Linked DNA regions of Homo sapiens: region 1 is linked to region 2. Evidence: chromatin contacts called from ENCODE Hi-C or POLR2A ChIA-PET data. All regions are on one chromosome and are shown on one strand. The core of a region is the stretch at or near the end of the contact, and the rest is flanking DNA. Distances in the headings are between cores, read along the strand shown. Region 1 holds the start of JAML (junction adhesion molecule like). Region 2 holds the start of RNF214 (ring finger protein 214).

The links. Hi-C counts contacts between places; a loop is a spot of excess contacts on that map. ChIA-PET counts read pairs that join two places held with the same protein, here RNA polymerase II (POLR2A). Pooled maps may share reads with other maps.
Region 1: a loop to region 2 is called in a pooled map, with 4 times the contacts of the local background. The contact joins the promoter of JAML here to the promoter of RNF214 in region 2. A Hi-C loop is called at or near these places in 2 of 37 single-sample maps with no recorded cell type and 4 of 50 pooled maps. POLR2A ChIA-PET finds 5 or more read pairs at or near these places in 1 of 52 experiments (activated CD4-positive, alpha-beta T cell).

Annotation. Positions count from the first base shown.
Region 1 is chr11:118,220,977-118,226,621 of GRCh38, reverse strand. It overlaps JAML (junction adhesion molecule like), which reads left to right and starts at 1,611. Exons shown (of 10, transcript NM_001098526.2): 1 at 1,611-1,681.
Region 2 is chr11:117,231,373-117,236,936 of GRCh38, reverse strand. It overlaps RNF214 (ring finger protein 214), which reads right to left and starts at 4,266. Exons shown (of 15, transcript NM_207343.4): 1 at 4,211-4,266; 2 at 2,558-2,670. The coding sequence starts at 2,664. PCSK7 (proprotein convertase subtilisin/kexin type 7) reads left to right here and starts at 4,864. Exons shown (of 17, transcript NM_004716.4): 1 at 4,864-4,910. RefSeq lists enhancers at 641-1,142, 5,017-5,066 and silencers at 4,127-4,466, 4,677-4,826.

The DNA.
Region 1 (5,645 bases), core at 362-2,861, 990 kb before region 2:
ATTAAAAGCTGAATTAAATTTAAAAGAGTTTAATTGAGCACAGAATGATTCATGAATCAGGCAGTCTCCTGAGCCAGAGTGGACTCAGAGACTCCAGCGCAGCCACGTGGTGGAAGATTTATGGACAGCAAAAGGAAAGTCATGTACAGGAAACAGAAGTGAGGTACAGAAATAGCCGGATTGGTTACAGCTCGGTGTTTGCCTTATTTGAATAGTTTGAATCATTGGCCATCTTCGATTGGCCAAACTCAGTGACTGGCACAAGAGTAGACTAGAGTCCGTATACTATTCCATTTACGTTATAGTTCATGATGTACAGAGAAACCTTTAGGCCAAACTTAAAATATGTAAGGAGGCAGCTTTAGGCTAAACTTGATTTAACAGTGGTTTTCAGCATCGTGCAACCAGTCATGTCGGAGCTGTACCCCCGCAAGAACCTGCAGAGGTTCCGTGGTGTGCTGGAACCAGCTTACATAGCAAGAGCTGATTACAGGCTGAGTACCCCTAATCTGAAAATACAAAAGAGTGGTTGCTATTTCAACTCCAAAATCTGTAACTTTGAGTGCCAACATGATGCTCCAAAGAAATGCTTATTGGAGCATTTTGGATTTTCAGACTAGGGACGTTCAACTTGTATGTATTCGGCAAATATTCTAAAATCTGAAAAAAATATGAAATCTGAAACATTTCTGGTCCCAAGCATATTGGATAAGGGATACTCAACCTGTATTAAGTTTTTTAGGAATTTTGCAAGCCAGTTGTTAAACTGTTGGTAGCTTGAAATAGGTTATGATGGGAATATTTATGCTGTGGAGATTGCTGGCTCTCTAGCACATCACTTCTCAAGGACCATGCAGCGTAGTGCTTGGGAGCAAACGTTCAACAGCTTTTCAGATGATACAGGACAAGTTCCATGAGTCTGCCCATGCCTAGGTCAAGCCAATCTAGCCGAGGTTGAAGGTGCGTACATTGAGAACACCTATTTTGAAGTGGTGACTAAGACTGAGAGGTATCTTGAAGTGAAGAAACCTTGAGTTCTAATCTAGGATGTCCAAGTCACCCAAGAGGTTCTCTATGGGAATCAATGGCTGCCTGTATTCTGGAAATGCTGATATCACATGGCCAGAGGAAACTTTCATGTCTACATGGTGAGTTGGAGGACTGGGCAGGCGTATCTTTGGAAGCAGGGATTGGGTGATTGCCTGGCGAGGTTGCACCTCTGTTTTGAGAGGAAAAATAAAAGAGGTTGCTGTATCTTTAACACAGAAGGTTTTGTGTTAATATTACGTTTATTGTATTTTGTTTGCATGAAATGGATTTCTTTCTCAGCACCTATTTGCCTGGTGCCATTCAAGCTCCTACCCTCAGAGGGCTTGTCATCTAAAAGGGGAGATGGCACCTGAAGAGGTCTGAGTGTGAGGTTCACCTCAGTAGGTTGAATTTGTCACCTCTTTTTAGAATGAAAGTATACATAACAATTGGGTAATGGGCCAGATGACTGAAATGAGAACCTTGATTTAGAGGTTCCTGTTTGCATCTCTGCAACCACTTCAGAAGGCACGTGTTTGGTTTGCTCTGAGCCTAACCTAGAGTGCTCGCAGCAGTCTTTCAGTTGAGCTTGGGGACTGCAGCTGTGGGGAGATTTCAGTGCATTGCCTCCCCTGGGTGCTCTTCATCTTGGGTAAGCAGTTGCTTTGAATTTCTTAAGCCATTTTTTGAACTTTTCTCACACAGAAGTGTGCCAGTCCTGAAGGCTGGTTGAATTGGTAGTCTCTCAGGATTGTGAAGCTGCGATTGCAGAACTCTTGATCTCTGCAGGGGGATGTCATAAAGTAGTCTAATGGGTGCTGTTTCAGTTACTGTCGTGTAGAGTAACTTAGGTGAATCTCCTCAGCAAAAAGAGGAGCAAAGTTTCATCATAATAAGAGTACGTGACAATGATTATGACAAGGCTTCAGCTTTTAAGTCACCCGTGGGTTTAGGTGGAGCTGTGACTGGCTGTTCTTGAGCTCACAGCAGAGCTCTTTCTTCACTGTTTTTCTTTTTAGAAGACAGTTTTTAATTTTATTTTTAAACAAATTTTATTGTGTGTATTTAAGGTATACAACATGATGTTGTGGGATGCATGTAGATAGTAAAAAGTTTACTATGGTGAAGCAGATTAATATATCCATCATTTTACATAGTTATACCACTGTTTTTCTTCTCCCCATTATAGACAAACCAATATTTAACCTTTAGAAGCCCGAGACTTAAATCTCCCAAGAAAGCTAGGCTACTGTCCATGCTTGTTACACCCTCAGCACAGCCCTGACCTTGGGAAAGGCTGATGCAGGATGGTTTAGGTATAACCTACTCTGGAGAAGAGAGCAGGAGTAAGGACCTCCAGGGTCCCATTCGCGTAGAGCATTAACCGATGTGACCTAGACTGTGTTACAGAAGCCACGTGACCTACCAGTCTGTATTCAATGGCTTAACAATGGAAAATGAGGGCATATTTTAAGACGCATGGCTTAGAGTGGTTATATGGACTTGTAGACCTAAAAACATCTGAGAGCCTAGAAGTGCACAGCAGTGTGCAGATAGATTGAGAGGACTTGGCTCTGCAGGTGGACAACACTCTGTGAGTAAAAGAAGGCTGTGCAGTTGTCCGTTTGCTCAGTGGTTAGTTGTCCTTACTAGGGACAAACACTGAGAGACAGCAGCTCTCCCTTATTTTGTCTCATGATATTGTAATTTGGGGGGTAACTTTCACATCTTGTATGGTAGTCTCATTGTAGCATGTCTCTTTTCTGAAGATTTCTTTTCTGTAATATAAAGGGGTATGGATTTTTTGGAGGGAGGGGGTGCCACTTGTTCTCATTACCCAACAGGATATGGAGGAGAGTTGCTCAGAGAAGATTAGTATAGAGTCACTACAAGTCATTTAGGTAGCCAAAATGATAACTCCAAAATTTCTAAAAGGCAAAAATCTTTACTTGCTGATAGAGGGGAGAGTCAACTTTCCAAGCAGGTCGCAATAAAGACAGCATGATGCCAACCGAATCTATTTCCTCTCTCCTCCTTTTTCTGTTGTTTATTAAAAGGTAAACAAAAATCTCATTATTTTAAAATATTATGCAAAAATCTTGTTTATGAGAGAAAGCAAAATTTCACCTTTGCATTAGTATATTATTAATGTTAGATCCAATTCTTAATAAAACCTTATAAACAAATCTATACAATCATAGTTTGACCATAAGGTAAAACGTCCACAAACCTCTCATAATTCTTTACAATTTTCTGTTAAACAAATAAATTCTCTAGAAAACCATTATTCAGACACATGGGCCCGGATTCTGGCCCTACATCAGTGTGCTTTTATTTCAGTGTTCGACCTATGGAAAAACTAAGTAATCCCCTTTAAATCTTAGCCAACCTGCTTATACCCACAGAACTTTTCATGAGATTAACCCTTCACAAACCCTTTTCAACTTGCTTAAACCATCAGTTTTGTCACATTACTCTTTTTTTTTTTTTTTTTTTTTGAGACAGAGTCTCACTCTGTCACCTAGGCTGGCATGCAGTGGCACAATCTCGACTCTCTGCAACCTCCGCCTCCCGAGTTCAAGTGATTCTCCTGCCTCAGCCTCCCAAGTAGCTGGGATTACAGGCGCTCACCACCACACCTGATTAATTTTTGTATTTTTAGTAGAGACGGGGTTTTGCCATGTTGGCCAGGCTGGTCTGGAACTCCTAACCTCAAGTGATCTCCCCACCTCAGCCTCCCAAAGTTCTGGGATGACAGGCGTGAGCCACCATGCCCAGCTGTCCCATTACTCTTTTAGGTGAGGCCAATAGTTAAAACCCTCTGAGCTAGACAAAATTACGTTCTCTTTAACAGAAACCATATTCACACGCCTTCTTATAACCTCCCACCAAAACACATTCTTTACTTACACTGTCTTTATTTTTTATGTTATTTACACTGTCTTTATGTTTAAAAATCATTAGAGTCACGTGACCTAAAAGAGATTAAAGTTTCAATTTTTTCTGATAAAATGTTTGATTTTAGTTTCTTTAAGCCAATTAATTAGAGCTCTTTTATATAAATACTATACATACAACACATATAAATACACAGACAGACAGAAATGGAAAATCAAGACAAAATTCCATTGACTGAGAAGTTCTTAGAGGGAAAGCAGGGGCTTTTTGTTTGTTTAGATGGAGTCTCGCTCTGTCGCCAGGTTGGAATGCAGTGGTGCGATCACAACTCGCTGCAGCCTCAGCCTCCTGGGCTCAAGTGATCCTCCCACTTCAGCCTCCTGAGTAGCTAGGACTACAGGTGCCTGCCACTACATCCAGCTAATTTTTGTATTTTTTTTTTGTTCAGATGGTGTTTCACCAAGTTGCTCAGGCTGGTCTCAAACTCCTGGGCTCAAGCGATCTGTCCACCTTGGCCTCTCAAAGTGCTAGGATTATAGGCATAAGCCACTGTGCCTGGCCAGCAGGGGCTTTTAAAACAATATCTGTATACATACAGCCCAAATATCGTCTTTAATTAAGTTGATTTCTGACTATGGAGTTCTCAAAATAAAAATCCTATAAAAATCTTTTATTACCAGATTTTAGCCAGGACAAATGGCCAATATTTCTGGCTTTTGAATCTTTACCTAAAGGTAACCTCCTATGTGAAATTAATAAACCTTAAGTAAGGGGATAACTTAAACAGGGACACACAAGGTGTCTCCAAAGAGATGGTAAGCAATTTACAAGATCTAGAATTGCCCCAAAGGTAACTCAGAGAAAAGAAAATTTCAAGACAGGAAATTAGGAGCTCTCCATGGAGGGGAAAAGAATCAATAAATGATTAAACCACAAAAGACTCACTTTTGGAGCCAGGAATTGAACCCAGGGCACCACTGTGAGAGGGCAAAGCTTTAGCAGTTGAGCTACAGCAGGGGTCCCCAACCCCTGGGCAGTAGACTGGCACTGGTCCATGGCCTGTTGGGAACCGAACCGCTCAGCAGGAGGTAAGTCGGGGGCAGACAAGCAAGCATTACTGCCTGAGCTCTGCCTCCTTTCAGATCAGCGAGGGTATTAGATTCTCACGGGAGCATGAACCCTATGGTGAACTGCACATGCAAGGGATCTAGGTTTCATGCTTCTTAGGAGAATCTAATTCCTGGTGATCTGAGGTGGAACAGTTTCATCCCCAAATCATCACCCACCCTCCCTGGTCTGTGGAAAAATTGTCTTCCATGAAAAAATTGTTTTCCATGGGGAAAAATTGTCCCCGGTGCCAAAAAGATTGGGGACCAGTGAACTATAGTGCAAGATAACTGCTGTTGTTTTTTTCCGGGAGGAGTTTAGAGCATTTCAAGCTTGCAAAGGATTTTAACTGCTCAAGAGAACTTTCTAGGACTAGCCATGTAATTATTACGCATGCTTCTTTTAATTTTGCCTTTTCCTTTTAATGGTGTACTCAGTTCCAATGGTGACTGAATCTAAAAGCCTGTTAAACTCCAGATAGTGATTTTCCAGATTTTTACCATATAAGCAAAAGGTATTTCCAGAAAGGGGTAGAGGAGGCATCTCTATGACAGGGAGCTCTTGAACTCAAGGGGAAATTGATAATTTTACTTGCCACCTCCAGAGTCACC
Region 2 (5,564 bases), core at 3,017-5,516:
GTAAAACAGAAATAATACTATCCACCTAACAAGACTGTTGTGAGGATTACATGAGATAATGCACATAAAGTACTCAGTACAGTGCCTGGCACATAGTAAACATTCAATAAACCTTAGCTGCCATTATTACTAGTGTATGAAGTTGATTTTATTTATCAAAACTCTGACTCCAACATAGCTTGGAAACCTTGGGCAAATTACTAACCTCTCTGTGTCTCAGTTTCCTCACCGGTAAATGCGAATAATATTATCACTACCTCCTGGGACTGTTGTGAAGATTAAATGTGTTACCACGTATGGAACTGTAGTTAAGTGTTAGCTACTGTATTAGGGGACCCAGGTACACTGGAAAAGAGTTGAGGGACGGCCAGGTGCGGTGGCTCATGCCTGTAATCCCAACACTTTGGGAGGCTGAGGCGGGCGGATCACAAGGTCGGAAGATCGAGACCATCCTGGACAACATGGTGAAACTCTGCCTCTACTAAAATACAAAAAATTAGCCGGGTGTGGTGGCGGGCGCCTGTTGTCCCAGCTACTCAGGAGGCTTAGGCAGGAGAATCGCTTGAACTCGGGAGGCAGAGGTTGCAGTGAGCGGAAATCGCGCCACTGCACTCCAGCCTGGGTGACGGAGCAAGATGCCATCTCAAGAACAAAAAAAAAACAAAAAAATTGACGGAGCTAGGTGCAGTGGCTCATCCCTGTAATTCCAGCACTTTGGGAGGCCAAGACGGACAGATCACTTGAGGTCAGGAGTTCAAGACCAGTCTGGTCAACATGGTGAAACCCGGTCTCCACTAAAAATACAAAAATTAGCCGGGCTACCAAGCAGGTGCCTATAATCCCAGCTACTAGGGAGGCTGAGGCAGGAGAATCACTTGAACCCGGGAGGCAGAGGTCGCAGTGAGCCAAGATCGCACCACTGCACTCCAGTCTGGGGGACAGGGCAAGAGTCTCTCTCAAAAAAAAAACAGAGTTGAGGAAGAATACACAGTCAGCCTCTTTATGTAGAATGTGGTCCACATTCATGGACTCAACCAACCATGGACTGAAAATATTCAAAAGGATAAACGTTTGTGATGATGGACATGCTAATTACCCTGATCTGATCACTATACATCACATACACCACAACATCACTATGTACCCCCATGAATACGTACAATTATCGTGTCCATTTTTTAAAATATAAAAATAAATCACTGAAAAGTAAAATACCCAGTCTGGCCAACGTGGCAAAACCCCGTTTCTACTCAAATACAAAAATTAGCCAGGCGTGGTGCTGGGCGGCTGTAATCCTAGCTACTTGGGAGGCTGAGGTAAGGGAATCCAGGAGACGTTTGAACCCAGGAGACGGAGGTTGCAGTGAGCTGGGTTCACGCCATTGCACTCCAGTCTGGGCGACAGAGCGAGACTCCATCTCAAAAAAAAAAAAAAAAAAAAAGGCTGGGCGTGGTGACTCACGCCTGTAATCCCAGCACTTTGGGAGGCCGAGGCAGGCGGATCACGAGGTCAGGAGATCGAGACCATCCTGGCTAACACAGTGAAACCCCGTTTCTACTAAAAATACAAAAAATTAGCCGGGCGTAGTGGCGGGCGCCTGTAGTCCCAGCTACTGGGGAGGCTGAGGCAGGAGAACGGCATAAACCCGGGAGGCAGAGCTTGCAGTGAGCCGAGATCGCGCCACTGCACTCCAGCCTGGGCCAACAGAGTGAGACTCCATCTCAAAAAAAGAAAAGTGAAATAGATTTGAAACCATTAAAAAAATTTTCAGAAAAAAATTGGATGGTTGCATCTGTACTGAACATGTACAAACTTTTTTACCTGTCATTATTCCTTAAACAACACAACTATTTACATAACATTTACATTGTATTAGTTGTTGTAAATAACCTATTGTTTAAAGTATATGGGAGGACATGCATAGGTTATATGCAAATACTACACCACTTTATTTATTTTTTATCTTTTTAATAGCTTTAAGTAGGGTGGGCATATGCCTATCCCAGATAAAATACTACACCATTTTATGTAAGGGACTTGAGCATTTATAGATTTTGGTATCCTCAGTAGGGGTCCTGGAACCAATCTCCAGCATATACTGTGGGATGACTATATAGCTAATTTAGTTCAACACTGTACATAACAATGTATCATATTAGCTACTATGAGATATAAGTTTGGGTAATTGTGTATCTGTATGTATACATATTTAGATATCCATGTACACATACTGATATAACATTTCTCATATATAACATATAAACATATGGTTAAATGAACATACAGTCCACGTAGGAAAGGGCTGGAAAATGTTTGCATTTTTTAATGAGTTTGACCCCATGTATTCTATTCTATTTATTCCCCAAACATTTAGCATGCCTGCTGAGTATCAGGTGCTGTGTTGGATACCAGAAATACAAAGATAGATCAGACAGTCCTGTACCTTTAAAAAGCTAGTGCAGTGCCATCAGAGCCAAAAAGAAAGACCAGCTACACAAGACCATCTCAAAAACCCTTTACCCAAATGAATCTTCCCAGTCAGGAGTCCACACATTACCTTAGACCATCTGGGAGACCTTCGTCTGATTTGGAAGCACATAAACTAGAAGATTCCGGAGGACTGGGGGCATTGGCCACAACACCAGCAACCTCAGACGCTGCCATTATGCTCTGTACATTCAGAAACAAATTACAGGCTACAAGTTTCCAAAGTTTAAAACAAATGTATCTCTCCCCCCTCAGAATGTCCACACAACAGAGCTGTCGCAGTAAAGAAACACAAAAACCTGGGCTCCGGGAGAAAATACTTAAGAGTACTAAAAGAGACATTGTATGCAAAGTCCTAGTGTCCTAGTGGGCAGCAATCCTCAGGAGTCACTGTATTTACATAAATATCTAGGAGTCTGTGCAAAGATCTTATTTTCACTTTTGGCAGAAATGTAGTCATTTCAAACAATACATCTTAGTCTGCCAGGATCTTCCAAGTGGTCCCAGGCCTACCTTGTCTGCTATCATTTTTAATAAAAGACGTACTTTTCGGCCTAGTATCAATCAGATCTCATGTTTTTAAATCACTTTATGGCTGTTACATTCAAAGCATTCTCCATTAATTTAAGGGAAGTTTTTGGAGGTGTCTGCCTGTAAGTCAACAAGTAATGCAATACTGGGCAATCCAGGGTGCATATTTTACTGTCAGCGTGCTCCCCACAGATGGGAAAGGCCTGATACCCACTAACTGAGCAAAGAACAGACTCTTCAGAGTGACTAGTGGTGCAAAAAAGAATCCTGGGTTCTCTAGCGTGAAAAAGTCAAGGTAAAAAACATGGTAACACAAGTAAGGGAACTGGGACGGACGCCTTTTTTAAAAATCAAAAGGTCATCTTTTATGCCGCAGAGCAAACTTATGACCTTATGAGGAGAAAAGAAAATCAAAATACTTGGGAGGTGGGGATGAACATCGGGTTAGTTTGCATTCTTGCTTTTATTTTAACAGCATCACACGTATTCCCCCCCGGAACACTGAAGAGCGCATAGGGCAGATAGGTAGATGGGGCTGTGTCAACACCTCAGTCACAGCCCACAGACCCTCTGTGCCTCAGTTTCCCTCATTATACAAAGCTCCTGGGAGAAAATGGGCCCAAACCGCCATTGCTGCTCCCTCAGGTGCAAACATCCCGTCTCCAACATAGCCCAGGGCTGGGGGGTCCTCTGCGCCCGGTGAACGAAACCCCAGGACAAGGGCCATGCATGCAACTCCGTGGCTAGAGAGCCCGTGGCGCGGGTAGGAACAGCTGGCTGGAGGGTCGAGTGTACCAAAAAGAACTCCGCAACCCGGGGCGACCACCAGCGAAGCAGGGGCGCCGGAGCCACGGGTCCTCGGGCGAGAACAGGGGACAGACGGGAAGGGGACAATGGGGGGAAGCGGCGCTGGGTGGCCTTGGCCACCCCCCACAGGGGACTGCTAGGCTGGCCGCTGGCTCGGACCAGACCCCCCTCCACCCCTTCCCCTCGGTCCCCCCACCCCGCTGCCAGCCACCCCCCCGTCCCACTTCTAGGCCGGGACCCCCGCCTCGGTTCTCACAGCACCCTCCACGCCCCCCACCCGACCCCCATGCCCGGCCCTCGCCCCGCAACCCCCACCCACGCTCGCCCCGCACACACCTCCCGCGCCGCGCCCCCGGGAGGAAAGTGGGGGAGGGACGGGACGCACCTGAGCGGGCGGAGCGGGGGGAGGGGGCGGCCGAGCCACGGGGGGAGGGGTCGAGCGCCGGCCCGCGCGCGGCACCTCCCACTTCCGGCGGCACGAGCGGAGGGGGCGAGGCTCCGGCCGCGAGAGGAGAGGCCGCGGTGGCGCCGCGCCGCCCCCGACGGCGCCCTCTGGCGGCGACAGCTGGCGCCGCCGGGGCACGGGGATGCTGCGGGAGACCCCTGAGATACAAGTGGACTCTCCCGGGGCGCGGGGAAGAAGGGAGAGCCGACTGCGAGAAGGAAGGCGACCTGGGTGGGCAGGATCCCCTCTGGGAAGATTACAGGGACAGTCGGGGCCATGGCGGTCAGAAGGAGAAGAGCAACGAGTGGCTTTTAAAGGTCGGAACCGAAATGCCCTTTACAGAGGACGCCATGAAGGAGAGCCTTCTGAAGAGGGACCATGTGGAAGATGCCCCGAGGACTCGGGGAGGCGGAGCCCGCGGGTTCAGCCCCCAGCGCCCGCACGGCCCCTGCCTGCGTAGGCCGCCCGCGGGAGCCGGACCCCGGGCGCCGGTTGCTGTGGCCCGCGGGGGTCGCCGGGCCGCAGGCGCCGCGCTGATTGGCTGCGCCGCGGGCGGAAGTGATGCTGCTGTCACTGCTCCTCCGGCTCCCGGGAAGCCGCGAGTTTCCGCAGGGAGGCGGCGGCAGCTGCGGCGGGGCCGGTGAGTTGGGAACTAGGTGTGGGGCTGGACCTGGGTGGTCAGGGGGCCCCAGAAGTGGGGGAAGCCGGCGTCTGAGGATGAGGGAGCTGCACAGAGGGTGCCTGAGGTCCTGGCGTGGGGGACCAAGGAGATGGGGCCCCAGGGCCCAGAATTCCTGGATAATGTGGGTGCTAATGAGGAGAGGGGCACATTGCACGGAGCGATCGAGGCCGACGGAGGGAGAATCGGGAAACTGACCCGGTACCCAAGCTGGCTTCTAGGAGCCGGGTGTGGAACAGCGAGGACAGTAGCTTGGGAGCAGGATCTTGGACTCCAGGCTGCCCATTCTCTTCTTCCTTGTCAATTAAGAGCTGTAAAGGGAGGCCTAGCCGTTGGGAGAGGTTGAGACCTGCTTTCAGAAGGCATTTAAGGTTCCTTTCCCAGAAGCCTGGGGGATAAAAATGCTGCTTTGCCACTAGTAGACAGAAGGAGCTCCTGCTTCTCTTTCTTCCTGACATCTGTGGTGGGATCTACTGAGTCTGAAGGAGTCTGCCTAGCGGGGCCACTGTCTGGCTAACAAGGGTTTTGTTTGTTAGTTTGTTTACTTAGTAGAGTATGCAGACTGGGGAAGACACCTAAATATCTTGGGAGAATTGAGGCTCCCGGGGGCAGGGA